Regions from separate parts of the Homo sapiens genome. Here regions 2 and 3 are each linked to region 1. The links are chromatin loops, found by intact Hi-C in ENCODE. Cell type or tissue: PC-3. All regions are shown on one strand. Region 1 has its middle 530 kb from the start of TFAP2B. Region 2 overlaps PKHD1 (PKHD1 ciliary IPT domain containing fibrocystin/polyductin). Region 3 has its middle 540 kb from the start of PKHD1.

What was found. Hi-C counts contacts between places; a loop is a spot of excess contacts. Peaks named below come from ENCODE experiments on the same cell type or tissue, not always from the same donor. Only the 100,000 strongest peaks of a DNase experiment are listed, where the experiment ranks them.
Region 2: it touches region 1 in a loop (4-fold over the local background); 2 of 110 quality-filtered maps call a loop at or near these places.
Region 3: it touches region 1 in a loop (6-fold over the local background); 4 of 110 quality-filtered maps call a loop at or near these places.

Annotation. Positions count from the first base shown.
Region 1 is chr6:51,346,190-51,354,189 of GRCh38, reverse strand. No RefSeq gene overlaps it. Among named protein-coding and RNA genes, the nearest start is that of TFAP2B, 530 kb to the right of the region's middle. RefSeq lists a silencer at 1,222-1,422. In PC-3, a CTCF peak has its summit at 3,688 (motif pointing right); no DNase peak of the experiment used is centred here.
Region 2 is chr6:52,017,437-52,025,436 of GRCh38, reverse strand. PKHD1 (PKHD1 ciliary IPT domain containing fibrocystin/polyductin) reads left to right here. Exons shown (of 67, transcript NM_138694.4): 32 at 1-863; 33 at 2,493-2,636; 34 at 7,808-8,000. Among named protein-coding and RNA genes, the nearest start is that of PKHD1, 66 kb to the left of the region's middle. RefSeq lists an enhancer at 188-1,387. In PC-3, a CTCF peak has its summit at 4,273 (motif pointing right); no DNase peak of the experiment used is centred here; H3K27me3 peaks cover 460 bases.
Region 3 is chr6:51,538,771-51,546,770 of GRCh38, reverse strand. No RefSeq gene overlaps it. Among named protein-coding and RNA genes, the nearest start is that of PKHD1, 540 kb to the left of the region's middle. In PC-3, CTCF peaks have their summits at 4,464 and 4,672 (motif pointing right); no DNase peak of the experiment used is centred here; H3K27me3 peaks cover 2,439 bases.

The sequences.
Region 1 (8,000 bases):
CTCCATTTTACAAATGAGGAAACTGTGGCTTGGAGTAACATCCAAGATTTCCCCATGGTTAGAGTATGAATTCTGTCTAGGAAGGCCTGTGTGGACTTGATCTCCATGGTAGACTTCCTTCTTCTAGATCACTGGAACTTGTAATGCCGGGCAGGAGTTACCACAGGCTGCTCCCTCAGTGGTCTGTGAGAACCTGTCGTTGGTGTGTTGCAAAATGAAAAACATAAGCCAATGTTGTGAGTTTTTAAAAAACCTAAATGATTAAATTGAAGGGATCGTCCATTTGTATGAAGTTGTTCCCTTCTTCCTTTTGTGATGTCAAAGGTCATTTGGAAAATAATGGTGGCAGTTGATGGTAGCTGCTGTTACTTTTTTAGCTTTTATTTTCTAGAAAAGCAAACCTAAAATTGGTACTTCATGTCAGTTCCTCATGTATTGTTTTGACTTTCTTTCTTTTAAATGGCGCTTGAGATCCAAAATCTGGGAAGCATTAATTAAATAGATAATTTTGAGATGAGTCTTGGTATAGGGTGCAGTCATGTGAAAAATTCTGAAAATTTTCAATGGATTTTTAAAATGAGAAAAAAATTCTTGACAGACTGGCTTTAGCTTTATATCATTTTCAAACTCTTATTCATCCATATTTTTTTTGACAAATTGCACAAACCATAGGAAAGTGCCCCATTTTGTGACCTCCCTGGAACCTTACACTTCTTAGACATCTTGCGTAAATATAAAGATAAAAGCCAACATGAAGAATGAGGTCCACTTACATGAAAATAAGACAAAACTGTCAACAAAGTACACCAAAAGGAAAGAACTGTTACTCTAAGTTTATGTTTCTACTTTAAAGGATAAACACAACCCCATCCATTTCAGTTTGCTTTTCCTGATGTTATGAAGCTACAGTGCAGCTGTCAATTGCTTCCCACCTCGATGTCACAGCTCACTCAGTCTTCCCCTCTTTCCAAATATGTATGCATCAGGTGGGGTAGGGAGAGGAAGCTTAGTGTGTCAATAATTAAAAAGAAAAAAAAAACGAATCTCATTTCAGTGGCATTCACCAGATGAGTCTGCCCGGCAAATAATGAAGACAGAGTAGTGTTGCTAATGAAGGTGGTGAGTTTCCCATAAGAAAAGCCTGTGGCTCAGCCAGAGAGGCAAGAACCTGGACTCTTCTGCCCTAAAGTCTATTATGCCAATGGCATGTTTCCTTCTCCCAAACTCAAAGCTTAGAGATAGATCCTAACAAGAAGGACAAAGGATCACGTATATCATCTGAGTTGTGGTTATGCATTGTCTTAGTTAATGCCGGAGAAGTGGTGAAACTGGTGCTCCCAGGTCCTAACCCTGCTGAAGATGAGGCAATAACAGTGCAACTCAATCCAACATTTGTTAAATATCCCATGGGTTCAGCACACCTTGAGGCAAAGGCTCACAGCTAAGTAAGGGAAGAGACTTTGTTTATTTACCTTTGTATTTCCCACTCCTAGCATAGTTCCTGGTACCTGGTAGGTACTTAATACATTCTTAGTGGATAAGTACATGGAAGTGTGTAAAAGATATTCAGTAAATATGCATAGAATAAAGAACTAAATGTACTGTACTAGTTCAGTTTTGTTATTTGAGAATCAAGACTGAGTCAATAGAAGTGGCCCTTTTTTAAGAAAAATACATGATAATGTCATGATTACTTATAGCTCATTTTTTTTCTGTGTGTTTGTTCATCTGTCTCTGCAACTATCTATATATTTATCTATCTATTTTTGGGTCTTTTTCTCTGTATTTCTTTCTCAGTGGCTTAAAGGAGTCATGACAGAAAAGATTCAGAGGAAAAAAATGTCCAACTCACTGTTTCCTTTGTCATCCATTCCTTTAACTGTCTTGGCTTTTTCTGTTCCTTCCCTTTCTCTTCTAGCCCCTGTCTCCAGCCCCTTTAGACCTCTGGCAGGAAGGCCATGGCCTTGTAAGCTGTGAGAACTCGCTGTGATCCCTGTCATTTATTCTGACCCTGAGATTCTCTGTTAAACCACCAGGAACAGAATACCTGGAAGGTGGTAATGGTTGACTATGGAAGGCTTGAAAAATTGTTGGGCAGAAAAGGAAAACTCTAGGCAAATCACCCAAGTACTAAATGAGGCTTAGCCTCTCGTTTAAAGGACAAAGAGAGTCCTGTTTCATTCGTTACAGTGTCTTCAATTTTATTTTATTTTTTTCACATTCTGCTCTTTAGGCCGTTGGTCCAGATTGTTAAAGGAAAGAGGAGGTGCCACAGCTCAGCAACCTCTAATGTGAAAGTGAATGATTTTCAGAATTTTCCTTGTTATGCGGCACTCTTTACTGACTCTCAGGAGCACAGGCTGCCATAGCCTGCTCAGGCTTCTCACACCAACCTCCCATTGACCTATGACCATATCCATAAGCAACAGAAACCAGGCCACAAAACGGGCAGCCTCACTGCACAAACAGGCCAGCATCAGTGCCTCCTGTCAGCACAGAGACCACCCAAAGGCGAGACCCTTACTCAAGAGCCCTGTCCTCACTGCACAGTGGAGAAGATGTGGACCACCTCTGACTTTTTTGCTTGTTCCCAAGACTTCTTTTGGATACATCCTCTGTACCAAGAATAATTCCTTCCCTATAGCCCAAGCTCCACCCTCTCTGCAGGACCTGTCATGCCCCAAGTGAGCCTCTCACTTTGCCAACATCATGAGCAAAGCTTCCTTTTGACATTTGCCTTCTTTTGCCCTTTTTTTTTCTTTTTTGTGAGATGGAGTCTTGCTCTGTCACCCAGACTGAAGTGTAGTGGTGCGATCTCTGCCGACTGCAACCTCCACCTCCTGGGTTCAAGTGATTATCCTGCCTCAGCCTCCTGAGTAGCTGGGAATACAGGTGTACACTACCACGCCCTGCTAATTTTTTGTATTTTTAGTAGAGAGGGGGTTTCAGCATGTTGGCCAGGCTGGTCTCGAAATCCTGGCCTCAAGTGATCTACCCACATCGGACTCCCAAAGTGCTGGGATTACAGGCATGAACCACCGCACCCAGCCCCTGCCCATCCTTTAAGCCCTAGGCCAAACACCACCACCTTTATGACGCCTTTCTTGATTTTTACCAGTTGTAAATTCTTCCTCTTCTCCTTTCCTATAGCATTGTTCTCTGTGGGGCATCTGAACAATGACTTAGAAACATCCAACCTCAATTTTGTCATTTGTAAAACAAGGCACATGACATATACCAAAAAAGTTACTGTGAGGCTAAAGTAACATGTATAAGCTCCTTCTACAATCAATAATTCTTAGTTTAATTTATTCCTATATCACAATTTTATTTTCATTATAGATATTTGGGTATATATCTTATCTGTAACAAATTAAGCTCCCAGAGAGTATAGATCATCTTATTCACCTTTGTAAATGGCTTAGCGTAGTTCTTTATATACAGCTTCATTAAAGTATGTATATTGAGTGAATAATGTACCTCTGCCTCAGTTTTTCATCTGTAAAATGGGAATAAAAATAGCTTAGTTATTTTATAGCATTATGAAAAGGGTAAATTAAAATTCTACATGTATAATCATTTTGAAAAATAAAAAGACAAAATGCTAGCCAAGTATAAGATGTTGTTCAGTATATTATTAATATGTTTGGACAACTAGTGACAATATTACCCAGCTTATCCAGTAGAGGGCAACGACACACACAAGGATATTCATATTCTTTTTAAGACTTTGAAAACCACAAATTTAAAAGTGAGAAAAGCTTTTGGTATTATGCTAACAAAATAAAACAATCTCTCTGGATTCAGCTGATTTCTTTTCTTTTACTCTTTTATGTATACAATGTATATGTATATAAAGAACCTTAGACTCCATTGAGGGTTTCCAGTGTGTAGACCTGTGTTCTAAATTCCCTACTAGAATTTCCACTTGCCCATTTGCTAAGGGTGAGGAATTATTCCAGCTTAGCCAATGGGAAAAGAACACTGTTTTTACTGGTTTCATTACCTTGGTGCTGCGCAGAAGGATTTCCATAGCACTGGTGAGGGTGTGGCCCTGATTGGAGAGAGGCCTGGAAGGTTTCCATGCCAGCGGAGGGATTGGAGAAAGACTTGGAAAAACAATGCCGACCATTGTTTCCTTAGCCTGCTTTGGCTCCCCTCAGTCTGCTCTGTGAAGACACTGAATCCATTGACTAAGTCACTGACATTTTCCTAGCAGAGGGTAAGTCTCCAAGGGATAAGGGAAAGAGAGGGTGGTGGTGAATGAGCACCCGCAGCAGAGTATATCTACTGTGCAGGTGTTTGCTTTCCAGTTAATTCTGAACTTACTAAGTTTTAGGCAGAAAAACAGCCTGAAGATATGAGTAAGTGCATGGCATTTGCCCCTGAGAAACCCAAACTATAATATAAGACAGTTAGATTCCCAGGCAAGATGGCCGAATAGGAACAGCTCCAGTCTGCAGCTCCCAGCAAGACCAATGCAGAAGGCAGGTGGTTTCTGCATTTCCAACTGAGTACCCGGTTCATCTCTTTGGGACTGGTTAGGCAGTGGGTGCAGCCCACAGAGAGCGAGCAGAAACAGGGTGAGGTGTTGCCTCACCTGGGAAGCACAAGGAGCCAGGGAACTCCCTCCTCTAGCCAAGGGAAGCCATGAGGGACTATGCCATGATGTATGGTGCACTCTGGCCCATATACTACACTTTTCCCACAGTCTTCACAATCCATAGACCAGGAGATTCCCTTGGGTGCCTACACCACCAGGGCCCTGGGTTTCAAGCACAAAACTGGGCAGCCATTTGGGCAGACACTGAGCTAGCTGCAGGAGTTTTTTTTTCATACCCCAGTGGCGCCTGGAATGCCAGCAAGACAAAACCATTCACTCCCCCAGAAAGGGAGCTGAAGCCAGGAAGCCAAGCGGTCTTGCTCAGCAGATCACAACGCCATGAAGCCCAGCAAGCTAAGATCCACTGGCTTGAAGTACTCACTGCCAGCACAGCAGTCTGAAGTTGACCTGGATGCTCCAGCTTGGTGGGAGGAGGGGTGTCTGCCATTACTGAGGTTTAGGTAGGCAGTTTTCCCTTCACAGTGTAAACAAAGCTGCCAGGAAGTTTGGACTAGGTAGAGTCCACCACAGCACAGCAAAGCCACTGTAGCCAGATTGCCTCTCTAGATTCCCTCTCTCAGGGCAGGCCATCTCTCAAAGAAGGGCAGCAGCCTCAGTCAGTGGCTTATAGATAAAACTCCCATCTCCCTGGGACAGAGCACCTGGGGAAAGGGGCAGCAATAGGTGCAGCTTCAGCAGACATAAGTGTTCCTGCCTGACAGCTCTGAAGAGAGCAGTGGACCTCCCAGCACAGCACTCAAGCTCTGCTAAGAGACAGACTGCCTCCTCAAGTGGGTCCCTGACCCCCGTGCCTCCTGACTGGGAGACACTTCCCAGCAGGGGTCGACAGACACCTCATACAGGAGAGCTCCAACTGGTATCTGGTGGGTGCCCCTCTGGGACAAAGCTTCGAGAGGAAGGAGGGGGCAGCAATTTTTGCTGTTCTGCAGCCTCAGCTGGTGATACCCAGGCAAACAAGTTCTGGAGTGGACCTCCAGCAAACTCCAGCAGACCTGCAGAAGAGGGGTCTCACTGTTAAAAGCAAAATGAACAAACAGAAAGCAAAAGCATCAACATAAACAAAAAGGACAACCACATAAAAACTCCATCCAAAGGTCACCAAAAGCAAAGACCAAAGGTAGATAAATCCACAAAGATGAGGAAGAACCAATGCAAAAAGGCTGAAAATTCCAAAAACCAGAATGCCTCTTATCCTCCAAAGGATCAGAATTCCTCGCCAGCAAGGGAACAAAACTGGATGGAGAATGAGTTTGATGAATTGACAGGAGTAGGCTTCAGAAGGTGGATAATAACAAATTCCTCCAAGCTAAAGGAGCATGTTTTAACCCAATGCAAGGGAACTAAGAACCTTGATAAAAGGTTAGAGGAATTGCTGACTGGAATAACCAGTTTGGAGAAGAACATAAATGACCTGATGGAGCTGAGAAACAGCACTAGAACTTCGTGAAGCATACACAAGTATCAGTAGCCAAATCAATCAGGCAGTGGAAAGGATATCAGAGATTGAAGATCAACGTAATGAAATAAAGCGTGAAGACAAGATTAGAGAAAAAAGAATAAAAAGGAAGAAACAAAGCCTCCAAGAAATATGGGACCATGTGAAAAGACCAAACTAACGCTTTATTGGTGTGCCTGAAATTGACGGGAGAATGGAACCAAGTTGGAAAACACTCATCAGGATACCTTCCCAACCTAGCAAGAAAGGCCAACATTCAAATTCAGGAAATACAGAGAACACCACAAAGATACTCCTCTAGGAGAGCAACCCCAAGACAAATAATCATCAGATTCACCAAGGTTGAAATGAAGAAAAAAATGTTAGGGGCAGCCAGAGAGAAAGGAGGGTTACCCACAAAGGGAAGCCCATCAGACTAACAGTGATCTCTCTACAGAAACCCTAAAAGCCAGAAGAGAGTGGGGGTCAATATTCAACATTCTTAAAGGAAAGAATTTTCAACCCAGAATTTCACATCTAGCCAAACTAAGCTTTATAAGTGAAGGAGAAATAAAATCCTTTACAGACAAACAAATGCTAAGGGATTTTATCACCACCAGGCCTGCCTTACAAGAGCTCCTCAAGGAAACACTAAATATGGAAAGGAAAATCCAGTACCAGCCACTGCCAAAACAAGCCAAAATGTAAAGACCATCAGCACTATGAAGAAACTGCATCACTAATGGGCAAAAAAACAAAACAAAACAAAAAAAACAAAAAAACAGCTAGCATCATAATGACAAGATCAAATTCACACATAACAATATTAACTTTAAATGTAAATGGGCTAAATGCCCCAATTAAAAGGCACAGACTGGCAAATTGGATAAAGAGTCATGACCGATCAGTGTGCTGTATTCAGGAGATCCATCTCAAGTGCAAAGACATGCATAGACTCAAAATAAAAGGATGGAGGAAGATTTACCAAGCAAATGGAAAGCAAAAAACAACAACAACAACAACAAAAAGCAGGGGTTGCAGTCCTAGTCTCTGATGAACAGACTTTGAACGAACAAAGATAAATAACGACAAAGAAGGACATTACCTAATGGTAAAGGGATCAAATCAACAAGAAGAGCTAACTATCCTAAATATATATGCACCCAATACAGGAGCACCCAGGTTCATAAAGCAAGTTCTTAGAGACCTACAAGAGACATAGACTCCCACAAAACAATAGTGGGAGAGTTTAACACCCCACCATCAGTATTAGACAGATCAATGAAACAGAAAATTAACAAGGATATTCAGGACTTCAACTCAGCTCTGGACCAAGTGAACCTAATAGTCATCTACAGAGCTCTCCACCCCAAATCAACAGAATATACATACTTCTCAGCACCACATAACACTCATTCTAAAATCGACCACATAATTGGAAGTAAAACACTCATCAGCAAATGCAAAAGAACAGAAATCATAACAAACAGTCTCTCAGACCACAGTGCAATCAAATTAGAACTCAGGATTAAGAAACTTACTCAAAACCCAACAACTACATTGAAACTGAACAACCTGCTCTTGGATGACTACTGAGTAATTAACGAAATGAAGGCAGAGATAAATAAGTTCTTTAAAACCAATGAGAACAAAGACACAACGTACCAGAATCTCTGGGACACAGCTAAAGTGTTTAACAGGGAAATGTATAGCACTAAATGCCCAGAGGGGAAAGTGAGACAAGTCTACAATCGAGACCCTAACATTGCAATTAAAAGAACTAGAGATGCAAGAGCAAACAAATTCAAAAGCTAGCAGAAGACAAGAAATAACTAAGATCAGAGCAGAACTGAAGGAGATAGAGACATGAAAACCCTTCAAAAAATCAATGAATCCAGGAGCTGGTTTTTTGAAAAGATTAACAGAAGAGATAGACTACTA
Region 2 (8,000 bases), 670 kb before region 1:
CCTGAACGTCACAGTCCTGGTCAATGGGCTAACCAGCGAGTGTCAGGGGAATTGCACTCTTTTCATAAGGGAAGAGGCAAGTCCTGTCATGGATGCCTTGTCCACAAACACCAGTGGGTCTCTGACCACTGTGCTGATTAGGGGTCAGAGGTTAGCCACCACAGCTGATGAGCCGATGGTATTTGTGGATGATCAACTTCCTTGCAATGTAACTTTTTTTAATGCAAGCCACGTTGTGTGCCAGACAAGAGACTTGGCCCCAGGACCCCACTACCTGTCAGTTTTTTATACAAGAAATGGGTATGCTTGTTCTGGTAATGTTTCCAGACACTTCTACATTATGCCCCAAGTGTTTCATTATTTTCCTAAGAATTTCAGCTTACATGGTGGAAGCCTCTTGACCATAGAGGGCACAGGCCTGAGAGGACAGAACACCACGTCAGTCTATATTGACCAGCAGACCTGCCTGACGGTGAACATCGGTGCTGAGCTCATCCGGTGCATTGTTCCCACAGGGAATGGCTCTGTTGCCCTGGAAATAGAGGTAGATGGACTTTGGTATCACATAGGAGTCATTGGTTATAACAAGGCCTTTACCCCAGAATTGATCTCTATTTCTCAGAGCGATGACATCTTAACCTTTGCAGTGGCCCAGATCTCAGGAGCTGCAAACATTGACATTTTTATAGGAATGTCACCCTGTGTGGGTGTCTCTGGTAACCACACCGTTCTTCAGTGCGTGGTCCCTTCCCTTCCGGCCGGGGAGTACCACGTCAGAGGCTATGACTGCATCAGAGGGTGGGCCTCATCTGCCCTGGTGTTCACCTCAAGAGTTATTATTACAGCAGTGACGGAGAACTTCGGTAAGTCAAGCAAATAAGACAGCACACTTTCTTTATGTAAATGAATTGGTAGCTCCTTTCACTTCTGGAAAGTAGAAAATTAACACAATCTGCCTGATGGAAGGAAAGAGAAGCCCACTGGCTTCTTACAATCCCAATTCCTTCCTGAGGCTTGTCTTTGTTATGCTCTGTTTATGAAGATTTTTTTTATTTTTATCAAGGAAACTGTGCATATTCTCTAAATGTTTGATTGTATTTTAATTTGATGCATTAACTGGATTTGTATTTTAAATTAAATAACACCATTTGTAAGAGCTCATAATTTGATCATTTAAGAACGTAAATGCCTTCACCTAGTTTTAGACCCTATCTGCCAATTTGCGTTGTTTAAAATTTATTAAGTATGATTAAATTTTTATCATTTTGTAATATTTCACAGGTGGACTCATATTTCAACAATAATAAGCCAAATGCACAGAACAATTAAATTGGTTGGACTGTTTTCTCCGTTTAGATATACCAAAAATTGCCTAGCCTTTCCCTCCAGTGAAGAAAAGCTTTCAATTTCTATTCACTTAAAGCCTTGTTGCACTTGAGATAGTTCAAATTTGGTTGTGATTTAGAAAGTAAGGAAAAAAACTATAGAAACAGAATCTTAGACTGTTGGAGTACTAACTAAGACATTTCTTAGAAAAAATTTGGTCTCAGCTTGGTGGAACACTGTGGGGACTAGGATTTGGCTCTAGTCTATCACTAATTTTGCTAATTTATGCTTGACTTTTCTGAGACTCAGCTTCCTTATTTGATAAAGGCACTACTCCCTAAGATTCCATGTTTTTTTATGATGGAAGAGCAGGGAAATAAGAAATGCATCTTAAACCAAAAGCATTATTTTTGAGTTAGTCAAGTGGCTAAGTACCACCTAGACCTGGTATGAAGGCAGTAGTGAGGGGAACTCTGTATCTCAGTGTAAACTAGAAATGTGGACTGGTTTTACTCATACAAATGTCCCAAAACATGTACAGTTATTGCATCACTATTAACAATAGCAAAAGAGGAGAAAAAATGGAAATTTCAATAAATAGGAAAATTGTCAAATAAATTGTAGCAGGGCCCTATAATGGAATTCTAAGTAGCTACTAAAATGAACTGGATCCATAGAGTTTTGAAAAAACATCTATGCTATACTTTGAAGCAAAAAAGCAAGTTCCAGAATAATATGGATAGAATAATGCTTTGAATCAGAAACATAGATGCTTAAAAATTCTGGAAGGAGCCATAAGAAACTCTATACCTGGGTACCTCCGGGGAGGGAGTCAGATGGTTGGGGGAATTTTTATTTTCATTTTATGGCTCTTTGAATAAAAAGTTTAAAAACTATAAATAAGCATTAATTTTCCATATAAAAATTGTTACATTAAAAAAAAACCTCTTTAACACAATAGGATATTGAATGTGATTGGAGTCAGACAAGGCCAGAGCCTAAGTGGAGAGGAAACTGAGGCCAGCAGCCACCTCAAGCCAGTTGTGCGGATTCTGAGGATGTGAAAAGAAGAATGGGTAGTGAGGAAGCAAATGTTTGAATTTTGAGTTGAGTAAAGAAGGGAGATTTGCCTGTATGATCAAGAACTTGTACCTTTGTCTTTAAAGGCTGCCTGGGTGGAAGGCTGGTGCATGTGTTTGGAGCGGGATTTTCTCCAGGGAATGTCTCAGCTGCTGTGTGTGGTGCTCCCTGCCGAGTCCTGGCTAATGCTACAGTGTCTGCCTTCAGCTGCTTGGTTCTGCCCCTGGATGGTGAGTAAAGATGCCACACACATATATTTTAAAGCATATATATGGAAATGATATTCTTTGGTTAATTCTATTTTTGTGATTAATGCTGTACTGACTACTAATTTCTCTATGTGTGCCTAGGAAAAGAATTTCTCTACTCCTCATCTAAAATGATAGTTAGAATCTGAGGCCACCTGTTAAAATGATTCATCATAACTTTTGTCATATTAATATGTCAATGTTAGATGAATATTGAAACACTTATCACCTGTGTTCTTAACTGCAGTCTTAGGATGACAGAGGAAGTAATTCTGAATTCTGAATATTAGTTTCAATGACAGCTATAGGAGTCATGGAGGAAACAAGCTCTTGGCTTTGTTCTGAGGTGAGGTTGCTGAAGACATCTGCTTATTGGAGGTACCAGTAAAGGGATGGAGATTTTCAAGCTGGATATCACTTGAAAATTAGCTTTGTGTGTTCAGTTTTCGGTTTCTTATTATAGGCAAAAGAGCCAACACTCATGTTGTCTTCTTGTTTTGCAATACTCACATAATTACTTATTTCTTATTCAGTAAAACACCACAATTGCTCACTACTTTAAGCTGCGTAGTGATCATATAAATTGTGGTATGAGAAGCCGTGTCTTTGTGGGGAAAGAGATGAGAGAGTAAGTTGCAAAGCTTGGGGATTCACAACACATGGTAATACCCCACTGAGCTTCAGGAAATAAAGTCAAAAGGAAGAAATTACTGTTATTACTACAGGACCTTACTACATTTGAGATAGCTCACATTTAGCCAGGTGATTACCTTATTTGCCTAATCATAAATCTTGTACCTGTGCACTTAACCGTTTACATACCTCCTTTCTGTGTAGTGTTTAAGTTTTATTCCTAATTTATTTGTCTGCAACTTGAATGTGGGCTAAAGATTTACAAAATGATAAAAGCACCACATCATCTGAGCTTGGATGAGAATTTAATGATGGATAATGCTATTGTGATGGAAATTTGTGCTGTGTTGTCTTATACAAAGAGGAGAAGGAGGGGAAGGAGGAGGGGGAAGAGGGAAGAGGAAGAAGAAGGGGAGGAGAAAAAAATTTTTGTTAAAATGCTAGAAATTGAGTTTCCTATTATCATCATGTATATAAACACATTATGGAAGAGAGATAGAGTCCACAATGGGAAATTTAAGATACAATAGAAGATTGAAGTTCAAAACATTGTCTGATTCACTGCTCTACCTCCTCTGCTAGGAACAGTGTTGCAGAGGGTATGTGCAAAATTAGTGCTTGGTGAGGAATAAATGAGAGATAGCATAAACAGAAAGCTAAGACTGCACATTTATAGGCTCTAATTTTTAACTAATACTGCTACATTTTTTAAAAAAGCTTTCATATATACACTGCTCAAATTAATATACTTTTAAAAGCCCCGTGTTATTATTTCAAAACACTTAATTTCAACTAGTATAAGATAAAAATCAATGATGTTTCAGGATCAGGTAAGTTGTGATATTTTAAGTTTTATAACTTCTTGGGGAAGAATAATAAAATAATTATTGTGTTTAGAAAGATTTAGAAAAGAACTCAACATTCCATGATTTTTTAAAGAGGAAAATTAGTTGGAAACTGTAACTATTTATATGGCCACTAGGTGTCACCAAACACTCATTGATTGTGCAAGGCACACATTTACTCTAGAGGAATGCATAATTTAACTAATTTTCCTTTCATAAAAAAGTCTTTTAAAAGACTTTCAATCACAATGTCTAAAGATTGAGAGGAAATTGTGAGAGCCAACTCCAGAGGTTTCTTACTTAAGATCCAAGATGGGATTTGGGGATTCTGTTAACCCGCTGAAACTGGATGAAGCATTTTGAGTGTATGACTGTGTATTTTTTTTTTTTCCCTAGGAAGTAGGTCTATAATGGACATCAAATGTCAAAGGGGATAGGTCTTAGACATTACTAGAAACTACTACTAATTTCTCCATTTTCAGACAGGATTGAGTACAACCAAGTTAGCTAAAAATCACTTGTATTTTTAAAGATTTTTCAGGGGAGAATTTCCCAGCAGCAACCCTTACAAGTGTTTCGCAGTTGCTCTTTTCAGAGAAATCCATCCTCTGCCTAATGGATGCTCCCCTACTCTAATTTTTTCAACCTTAATCAGCGGGTGGTTCTTTGGAAAGTGGAGTATTCTTAGTTCCTCTATGGCAGCAGTTCTGGAAGTGTGCTTCCCAGAGCAGTAGCTGCAAGGGCCTCACCCGGGAGCTTGTTAGAAATGTGAATTCTTGGGCCCTACTGAATCAGAAACTTTCCAAGTAAACATTTTAGTATCTCACTTTTCAGCCCTCTCTGAAATCCTATATTCTTTCCTAATTTGAAGCCCCAAATGAGGAAGCTGTTCTATACAAGCAAGTTCTGGCCAAATTGGGTAGCATCGTAAGATGCCTGTGTATCGTCTGATCCCATGTTTGTTTGTACAATTATACTGCAGTCTTGCTGGTTAATAAGCTTTCTGTTACCTACTGTTATCCCAAGGGGTGTGTGTGTGCACGCACGCATTTCTACCATGGCTGTGCACAGCTGGACTTTCCTCATATTTATATGATTTCTTTTTTTCTTTTGTAGTTTACTGTCTTACTCTTTTCATTTGTTCTTTTGTTTATTTCTGTTAACTTCTCTCATTTACCAAGGTCGCTTTGAATTCTGACCCGTGCTTTGAGTTTTTTTCTTCAGTTTGACTTTGTACCATAGAGTGATGTTTCACATTCCAGGTTACAGATAATGACCCTGAACTCAAACGTTCTTAATTATTGTTTTGTTTATGCCTGTGCCACAGAACTAATATGTTTTCTTTACATGTGTGGGGCAGGGGGAGTTAAAGCAGGGGGCTCTACAAATGTGCTTTTGCTATTTTGGAGGTCACCCATTTTTACCATCCCCACAAACTGTACTTCTAACCATAGGAGAAATTTCCTTTTTCTTGTAATGAGTTGCCAAAACATCCTGTTAGGTGAAACTAATACTTTGTGTTTGTTTAAAATGAGCAAAATCTTTGATCTTTGGCTTTCTTGCATTTATACCTTGAATTATACCACATGACATTTTCATGGAAACTTTAACTTTTCCATAAGGCATGGAAAGCTAAAGTGATTAAGGTCACGCAGCTATTTAGTGGCAGAACTTTGAGTAAAACCCATAGATTTTGATCCCCAGCCCTGGGTGATTTTCATAATCCTGCTTGTCAATTTGCATCTACTTAATCACCTTTAATGAATTCATTATTTTATAGGTGTGGAGCTTGTTTTTATTTGCCTTAGGGCTTACTAACTGGAAAGTTCTTATGTTTTGTCTGTTCATACAAGAGTCCTACTGTCAGTCATTTTTATTGCTCTAATTCATTCAAAACACATTCACAGCCAACCTCCTAGGTGCCAGGTGCTTTAGAATATAACAGCAACAATAGTACTATTTGGGCATGATTGCATAACTACAAACCCTCCCCCACGTACTTATCTCATGTAACCCTTGCCACAGCACTGTAATGAGGCGGGGAAGCACAGGTCTAAGCCCACGGCCCTTGATAACCTCTGTTGCATTACCCACATGGGCAGGCTTGCTGCAGAGGAAGCAGGCTACAGAGATTTTTTTAAATTTTCCCTCTTTATTAAGGTTTTCAGACAGAGCTGCTCCTAAACCATCTCATGTGGAGCTTTGTTCATCTTCTAGTTAAAGATCATTCCCAGTCTGCCTCATGATGCTTTTTATATGTGGGTCATGACTCAGAAAAAAATGGCCTGAGAGTCAGCATGCTTCAAATACTTGCTTTTTATCTCTATAACATGCTAATGTTTATAATTATGTGAAAATCAAGAAATTCATAAACTTATCCAAGTCAATAAGACAAACAACCCAATAGAAAAATGGGCAAATGAGAGAAACAGGAATTTCACAGAAGAGAAAACATGAGTTGTTACCAAACATAAAAAAGTTGGTCAACTTGGCCAGGCACGGTGGCTCATGCCTGTAATCCTAGCACTTTTTGAGGCTGAGGCAGGTGGATTGCCAGAGCTCAGGAATTCAAGATCAGCCTGGGCAACATGGTGAAACCCTCTCTCTGCTAAAATACAAAAGATCATCCGGGGTGTGGTGGTGTGCACCTGTAGTCCCAGCTACTCAGGAGGCTGAGGCAGGGGAATTGCTTGAACCCGGGAGGCGGAAGTTGCAGTGAGGTGAAATTGTGCCACAAGCCTGGGCAACACAGCGAAACTCTGTCTCAAAAAATAATAATAATAATAATAATTGGTCAACCTAAAAGTAATGATTGAAATGCAGATTAAGACGACAGTGAAATGCCATTTTACACACCTGATTGGCAAAAATTAAAAGTCTGATAATTTCAAGTGCTTGTAATTATATGGAGTAATGGGAACTTACAAATATGGCTGGTAGGAATACAAAATGGCACAACTACTTTGGAAAACAATATGGCACTATCTTGTAAAGCTGAACTTGTACCTACTCTTTGAATAAGAAATTTTCTTGATAGGCATGCACCCTAGATGAAATTTTGTACGTTTTTAGTAGCAAAAGCTAGGAAATACCAAAAAGTTCATTGATAAGAGAATAGATAAATTTATTGTGGTAGTTTCATGCAATACAATATTGAACAGCAGTGAAAATGTATTAACAATAGTTATATGTAGTAATGTGGATAAATCTTGAAAATATAATATGGAATGAAAAAATCAGACCCAAGAATATTTTATCATGTATCATATTTTATAAAGTTCAAAAACAAGGAAAACTCAATCTCTTGTTTAGGAATACAAATGTTTGTGATAAAACTATTTAAAAAATGCCAAGTGGTTATTTCTGAGAATGAGGAGGAAAGGGACGAACTTGGGGAGAAACACACAGATTTAAGTGTATTATAAGTGTTTTATATCTTATGTTGGCTGGGAAATTCACTTGAGTTTTTTTTATGATGATTATTCATATTTTACAAAAATGATACTTGTATTTTTCTGTGTACATTACACATATACAATACATTTTAAAAAAAGTAAACTGCTAACTTCATATTCCTATTGGTCAAAGGAGGACACAGGAACTTCATTTGTGAAACCGACTAGAGGCCTTAGGTTCTCTCTGTGGTTCTTTCCTAATGGTGACTGTTTCCTGCAGTGTCCTTGGCCTTCCTGTGTGGCCTGAAGCGTGAGGAGGACAGCTGTGAGGCTGCCAGACACACCTATGTGCAGTGTGATTTGACAGTTGCCATGGCGACAGAGCAACTGCTTGAATCGTGGCCTTACCTCTACATTTGCGAGGAAAGTTCCCAATGCCTCTTTGTGCCAGATCATTGGGCAGAGTCAATGTT
Region 3 (8,000 bases), 190 kb before region 1:
CTGCTGTGGGGATATAGTAGTCTTGTAGTGATGTGAGTATATCTATGTCTCTATATATAATGTGTATATATATATATCATATAGATTTATTGGGATTATATATATATATGGATTATATGTGTATATAAAATACCAATATTATATATATAATTCCAATAAATCTACAAAATACATAAAAATATATACATATGTAAAACACTGAGAAATATAGACAAATTTCTGACCTGAATTTGAGAAGCTTGCAAGGGAGAAAGAATGAATATACATTGAACACAGGTGAAAAATGTAAAACATGTTCTCAACATAGATAGGGTTATAAGTAGTAACAAATTAAATTGTCTTAGAAATAAGAATTATAAAACATAGCCAGCTCTTCAAAAATGCTTACAGACAGCTAAGTTTGCCAATGACACCTTTTAAAAATTTGTATTTGGTAACACAGCCCCTTTAGTGCTCTCATCTCATTAGTCTGAGGGTCACATGTAGATGTCAATTGACTATACCAGTATACTTCCCCAAACCACATTTTTTTTTTTTGCCATCCCAATGAGGGGAGAGAAATGAAAGACAGAGTTTACTGAATTCTTATTAGGCCTTCAGTCTAGTATCCTTCCTGACTTTCAGAAGTGGAAGATACTTTCAAAGTCAAGAAGGATACTAGACTTAAGTAGTCTAGTCTAGTATCTACATGCAGGCCTTAAGCATGTAAAACTTTGTCTAATGATGTGTGATCTGACAGGACATCCACTAAAATGCATGAAAGAAAAAAAATCTAGTTAACACAAATGCTTCTGAAAGCCTAAATATATATTTAAAACATTAGTAGTTCCACATTACAAAACGCATATTAATGTTAGCGGTAGACAAAATGATACACAATAAAATGCAGATTTTAATTCAACACAATGTCTAAAATTAGTGAGTTAAATTAGCTACAGTAGTTAAGGTTTATAAATTAGCTTTACTGGAGCTACACAAGATTTCTGAAAGAAACATTAGCAGTTGAACATACATTCATCACTCTGAAATAGACACACTCTGCCACATTCCTTTTGAAATCATCTGGGCGGCCTTAAATGAACTGGTGGCAGTTTCATTAAAGGCTTGATGGCATAATTTCATCTGTGATTTCAATTTGTTCAACTGGCCACTTTAAAGAAAGTTAATTTCTCCCTATGCTTAAACTTACTGCCCAGTGCTCCCTCATTAATGCCTCAGATCTCTATGAACAATTTCTACATTTGAGCCCCAGGCCTTTCCCCAAGATTCATTCAACACATATTTATTAAGCACCTACTAAGTGCTAGATGCTGTTCTAGATCCTGTAGATACAGCAGTGAACAATGCAACAATTCCTGACCTTATAAACTTTTATTCTACCTTGGGGGATACCAATGATCAATCAAGATAATGGGGTAAAATATAAACACTATTACATTTGTAAGAGTGTCAAGAAGAAAAATAAAGCAAGGCTGGGTGATAGAAAGCATGCTGGCTTTGGGAATGGAAAGGAATATTGAACAATTAGATGAAGGCAAGGGAAGACCTCCCAGAGAAGGTGACACTTAGGTCAAGACCTGAAGTAACTGAGGGGGCGAGCCCTGTAGCTATTCAGGGAATCAGAGGAGAGAAGACACAGCAAGTGCAAAGGCGCTGGAGGAGTGCTTCTCAAGTGCTTAAGGAATGGCAAGGAGTTCTGAGTGGAGTGAATGATGGAGAGTGTAGGAGCTGAGGTCAGAGGGTGAGAGAGACAGACCAGGTATGACCATGGCAACCATGATGAGGACTTTGGCTTTTCTCTGTTGAGATGTGAAATAATTAAAGAGTTTTGGGTAAAGGAGAGACACTTAAATTAAGAAGGTCCTAATCGTTTGAACCAGAGACTAGTACTTAGGGTCAGGTAAGTGAACCAACTGGGTGTAGCTGTGATCACAAAAACAAAGTGGGAGTTCCACATTTAGCAAGAGGCAGCAGTGATGAGGAAGAAATCTTGCTGATGTCTGCATTCAACACTGACACACATGTGGAATCAACAACACATTGCCACTCTGTGTCTCCTCTTTCCCTACGTAACCCTTGAACTGCAGATGAAGCCAAGCAGCAAAAAGTCCTTTTAAACCTCTGTTTAGATCCCACTAAATCCAAATGTTTTATTAAATAAACTTTCATAAAATAACACAGAACTGAAAATGACCCTCCAAGGCTGAAAGTCCTAAAAGTAAAAGTCTTTTTGCAAATCCCTTAATTTTTAAAACGCACACATGTTCTTTCCTACCACTAGCTTCTTTGCAAATGAGAACATATTACTAGTGCATGACAATGTTTTAACTCTCCAGCTTGCTCTTAACCCAGGAGGCACATAACTATAAAGAGTGAAATACATATTTGTTAACATTCACCTGTTATATACTGTTGTCATCTTAGGTATTTGGTGGCATATCTGTTTGTAGTAAAAGAGTACATAGGAAACCTGAAGGTAAAGTATCTTAAACTATAGAATGTATAAATTACAACACTCATGAACTGAGCAAGGCATTGAGACAAAAAGAAACCTACTGCCATACGGATTGGTATGTGATTCCTTGGCTGTTTTACCACTACCTGTTTGAGGATGAAGCAGTCTCCAATTTTTGAAGTGGGCAGTTTTCAAAATTGTCTTTTTATTACATGATTTGGAACTTTAAAACATTTTCCCTGAGAAAGAAGATTATTAATAGTGCTTGGGTTCCTGGGTGAGATCCTGAAGAATCCAAAGCATAGTTGAGTTGTGGCAAATATGTGATGTCTGGGTTCAGCAGGACAAGCCAAGGGCAGAAGGGAGAGCAGGAGGAAAAGAAGGAGGAAGAGAAAGAGGAAGGAGTTTCTTCTCCCCTTCAGAGTCCCTGAGACACACCCAGGCAACATTTTGAAATTGATTGTTGGATCTGGTACCTTCTCCATCGCTTTCTGTGCACATCTTCTTCCATCTAATCAGTAGCCCTCCTGCCAAGTCCCAAATGCCTTAAGCCTAGTATTATGTAACACTGGGGCCTGGCCTCTCCCAAGAGTGACCCATGATTCAAAATGACTTACCTCACCTCTATCTCAAACAAAATTTTCTCTGTCTCAGGACATCTGGTCCAAGCTACAAGTTTGGGGGAAAATTGATCCAAGTCCTTTGTTTTGAGGAGTGAATGACTAATAGAACAGACATATATGAAATAGAGAAAAAAAGAATAGCTTTTACACAAATAAATCTAGATCAGCAGACTTTCTGTCGGTGTGGTGGTATGAAGTGAAACACACAAACAGAACCATCATTAATAGAGTGTAGGAGAAGGGACCCTATCTGGAAAAACACCCCAGGGGTTGGCTCTTATAACTGGCCCCGCTTTTCTCAGCACAGCTTTTTCTCTGATTTTGAGCCTCGGTTGCACGTTTAATTTTCAATGAAGACACAATGAAGGTGTAATTGTTTATGGTGATAAACTTATATTTTGATGGGCCTGAGAATGTGGAGGAGGAGTAATAGTGAATGGGAAGGTGAGGGCGAAGTTGTAATTTTATTTTTTTGGTGCCAGCTTTAGAAGATAAGCCACTTCCAAATCTCTGGGAGCCATGTATGCCCATCTATGTTCACTTTGCTTTCTTGTCACATTTTTTTCAAACCCAATGAATATAAAAGTTTTGAGCAAAAGAAGTTGTTTGAAAGGCAACTTATTTTTATCCTTATAAAAACTCAGCATTACAATAACTTATAGAAAGAATATAATGTGTTTCTTGAGTTTTTAATCATGTCTTGGTGTCTGCAAGCTAGTGATTTTATGACACTCTTCTTTTTAAGTAGAATATTACCTTTCAGTTTAGAAATAAATAGTAAGCCCCAGAAGTGTTAGCTCCATGAAAATAAATAAGAACTATGCCTAAAATAAGAACTTAGCATAGTTACTACTTTAAAAAAGAGCAGCTGAGCCACTACCATAAAACAAGACTAGAATTCAAAATGATAGTCAATTTATATTGCTGTACTCAGTGACATACTTTAAATTCCACAGCCTCCAAACATATTTTTGCATAGAAACTTGGCTGTAGTTCTCCCCCTCCTTTACTACACATCCCAACCGCATCTCATCCCTATCCCCACCCCTGCCATAAACATGTAATATGCCTCCATCGTAAATTTAGGGCCATCCTGATGTCACAGCTCCTCAGTGACTACTGAGATTTCCCAGGATGCAAGAGCACCAAGCGCTGGGAGCACTGTCAATAGGATTGCAAAGGAAGACTTGGAAATTTTATCGATGACTCTCTCCCTCCAATTTCCTATGTGCCTTTGCGTAAGTTGCTAACAACCAAATTAGTTAATGTTCAGGCCCTCAGAACTTGTGAAGTAATCATTCCTTTCTAAAGAGCACAGTGGGGGTAATTTTTACTTTTATTTGTTTTCTTTTACATTCATTGTATGTCTTTTTTTTTTTCCTTCCTTAATTCATGCTCCTATGGTTTTCCCCTCTGTGCCTCAGCTATATATTGCTTTGAAAAATCAATAAATCCTTTGCACATAATAATGCTTACCTACTCTACCTCACAGGGGTGCTGTGATGCGTAATTAATTAATGTGTGTAAAGAGCTGAGGGATCACGCGACACAAGACGCCCTATAAGTGGGAAGAATCATTATTAATAAGTGTTATTACCCAAATGCCTCTAGATGTCAGCAAAACATCTTTTTAAAAATATAATTGGGCAGCCCGTTTTGAAAAGCCTAGGTTCATTCTTTCTCTCCTGTACGGCAGACACAAGGAGAATGGCATCGGCAGCAATGCCAGTGAAGCCTTTTCTTTTGGCTCAGGGAGGCTCATTTAATCTTGGAGTATGAACTTTGAATAGATGTAAGCATTGGAACAAAGCAGCACTTGGATGCCTTGAGGTCTGAATGGGTGGCAGGCTGGGTCATTTTCTGGACAATCTGTATGAAAGATCAGTCTTTTCTCCAAAAATAGCATTTCATTTCCTCATCTCTGAAGCAATCTGTGTTGCTAGTAGATGAATGAGGTGAGAATATATATGGGGTGTGTGTGTATATATATATATGCATGTGTGTGTATATATACATATGCATGTGTATATATATGCATATGTATATATATGTCTTAAATATATATTTAAATGTATATGTATTTTTTCTCTCCATGTTCAAATATATATATGAGGAATTCATAACGGAAAAATAGGTGTAAGCTGTTTTAAATGTGCTGAGCCCAGTGATGCCTGCTGTACTGACTTCCTTCCATGGTGAAAATGTGAAAATGAGAATTATGGCAATTTCCCACAAAGTGCAGGTGATGACATCCCAGGCTTACGTCTGACATAGATTATGCAGTAATCCAAATGATCATTTGCTGACGCTTATCTCAATAACAAGTTATTCCTTTCTCTGCTCTCCTCTTGTATGTTATTGTGTCCACAGAGGTGTAAGTGTGAGGTGTGGATACAGGAGAAGAGAACCACAACCAGGGAACCCTGTTACGAGACTTCTTGAAAGTGTGAGTGCTAGGAGGTGGTGAAGTGCCAGGGAAGAAAACTCCGTTGGGAAAGGGCATTTCATTAAACTTATTTTAATTCAATTCAACACACCTTGATTTTGTGGTTGTATGCTAAGTTAGGCAATTTAGTTTACCAAGTACTTCTCAGGAAGGTAATAGTTTTATTTCAAAAGTCCCCATGATGAAAAAAAAATAGTATCCATATGTTATATTTAAGTCAAGTATAATAAGATGCAAATTATTATTTTTTGTCAGTATCCAATATCACACACACTTTGTTTCTCAAGGAAGTTTCACAAAAAGGTTGGACTGTTTATTCTATTTTTATCTTAGGTGTTTAGGGGAGTCCTTTAAATAATCTAGTTTTCTAGGGCAGACCAGCCTGTGTCCATGCAGTGTACTGGGTGTCACATGTCCCTCCGGGGCAAGAATGGAATGGCCCTTGATGACACTGAAATAGCTTTCTCCAGGCTAGATCTTGAGGCTCCGGACCACAGGGATGTGATGGAATATGGTTTGGGTTTGTCATGGACAATGAATGTGGTCATTTGCTTTACTTGCTTGTACTTCAGTCAGTCTTGTGGCTGACAAATTTGAGCCCCAGAGAGGTGGCCACAGAGAGGGAGGGAGGAGAGCAAAAGAGAGAGAAAATGCAAATATTGTTTAACAAGCATTTGCTTTAGTGAATTTAAAATCACTGAATTATGTAGACTATTGCTATTATTTTGGAGTGACATACATAAAACTCCACAGGAGCACCTCAGAAGGATTCAGATGTAGGTATTTCCTCCAGGTGCATAGATGGTTAGAAAGGTTTAAATGCACATCTGCTATCAATCCCCATTCTCTGCTTAACCTCCCAGCCTGTCTCTTCCTGCATGTTTGCCCTGCTCCTCCTGACAGGTCTCCTTACCTAGGCAGAGATTAAGCCAATCTCTCAGTTTCCCAGTTCCCCTCACGGGACTGTCATAAGACTTAATTAAATAATGTTCATAAAGCATTCTGCTGTTCAGGTGTCCCTGGATAAAATGCAGAGCACAATATTATTGTGATTATTATTAATTAGGATGATCTTGTCTGAGGCAAGGGATGTTCCCTGTCAGCTTTAGAGAGTTCTACCCTGACCTTTACTTCTGCAGAAGGGATTTGCAATTGAAATGGCTGAACTGTAATCCTTGATCTTGGAGAAATCTCGAGAAAGCAAGAGAGATGACAGAAAAACTGAGAATTTGGAGTTGCCAGGCTGATTTCTAAGAGGAATAAAGGAGATGTTCCAAACACATTACCAAGGCTCTTAATTCTAGTACTTTTCCCTCCACCCTCAAATACTCAGATTTTTTTTTTTAAGTGAAACGCTGGTTTAACAATCCCTGGAGAATGTAGTAGCTACCATTAAGAACCAACATAGGGGTCATCAAAAACAAGCAATTACTTCCATCTTCAGTTTTTCCTTTGAGAGGATCCTTAGACCAATAATTAGGGAAATGTAATTGACATAGAAGCGAGACTTTGGGGAAACATTTGAAAAAGCTCCTTGTGAGAGCCTTGTGGACAAATTTGAGGACCACTGGATTGTATGTGGGTAAATATGGCAGGGCTCCATCGTAGACTCCCCCTTGCTCAACATTTTTATTTGATAACTACATGCCATATCATTTGGAATAAAAGCAAACATATTAAATGTATAAAAATTGTTGATAGCTGGGGCTTGGTAGTCTAAATTGTTGAAAATAAAATTCAGCAGGAAAAATTGTAAAGCTTTGCAAACCAAACTGCAAAAGCCTAGGCAGGGAAAGATATGGCTAAGCATAGGCTATGTGAGTTTTGGCACTGAGCAAGCTTGGCAGTACACTGTGGCAATCGAGAAAAGTAGATGCAATTCAGACTTCATCAACCAAACATGTTGTTTTATCCTAGGCAAATAAAGGGGATATCACCAGGCTAGGGCATAGACTATACGGACTTTGAGGGCAGAGGTGGTGCTTTATTCATCTGGGTATCACCACCTGACACAGTGCAGGGACCCAGTAAATGTTTGTTGAATGAACAAATTTAGGATTTGGAAACATGCCATATGAAGCAGGACTGTTGAAAGTTACGATGTTTAACTTGGAAAAGAGAAGACTTGGAATAATATGATCACTGTCTCCAAGTACTGGAAGGAGGATTGGCATATGACAGAAGGACAAGGTGGGTCCTAATGGCCTAGGGGATCCTTTGGGGACTGCTGTGTTCAGGCTGCTCAGTTGCACAATTCTGGTGGCAGCACTCACTTAGAAAATGGCTGAGGAGCCTAGAGATGTGCAGTATCTAGCCTGTACAGCTGTACAGGGAAGCCTCAGAGTATATAAATTCTGAGGAATGGAAAATGTTTCCCTATATTGAGCCAAAATCATATCAGGCTTTCCAAAATTCTATGAGCTGCCTTCAAACCTAGAGATTCTGTTGGTCACTTTTCCAAATTATGGAATTTGTA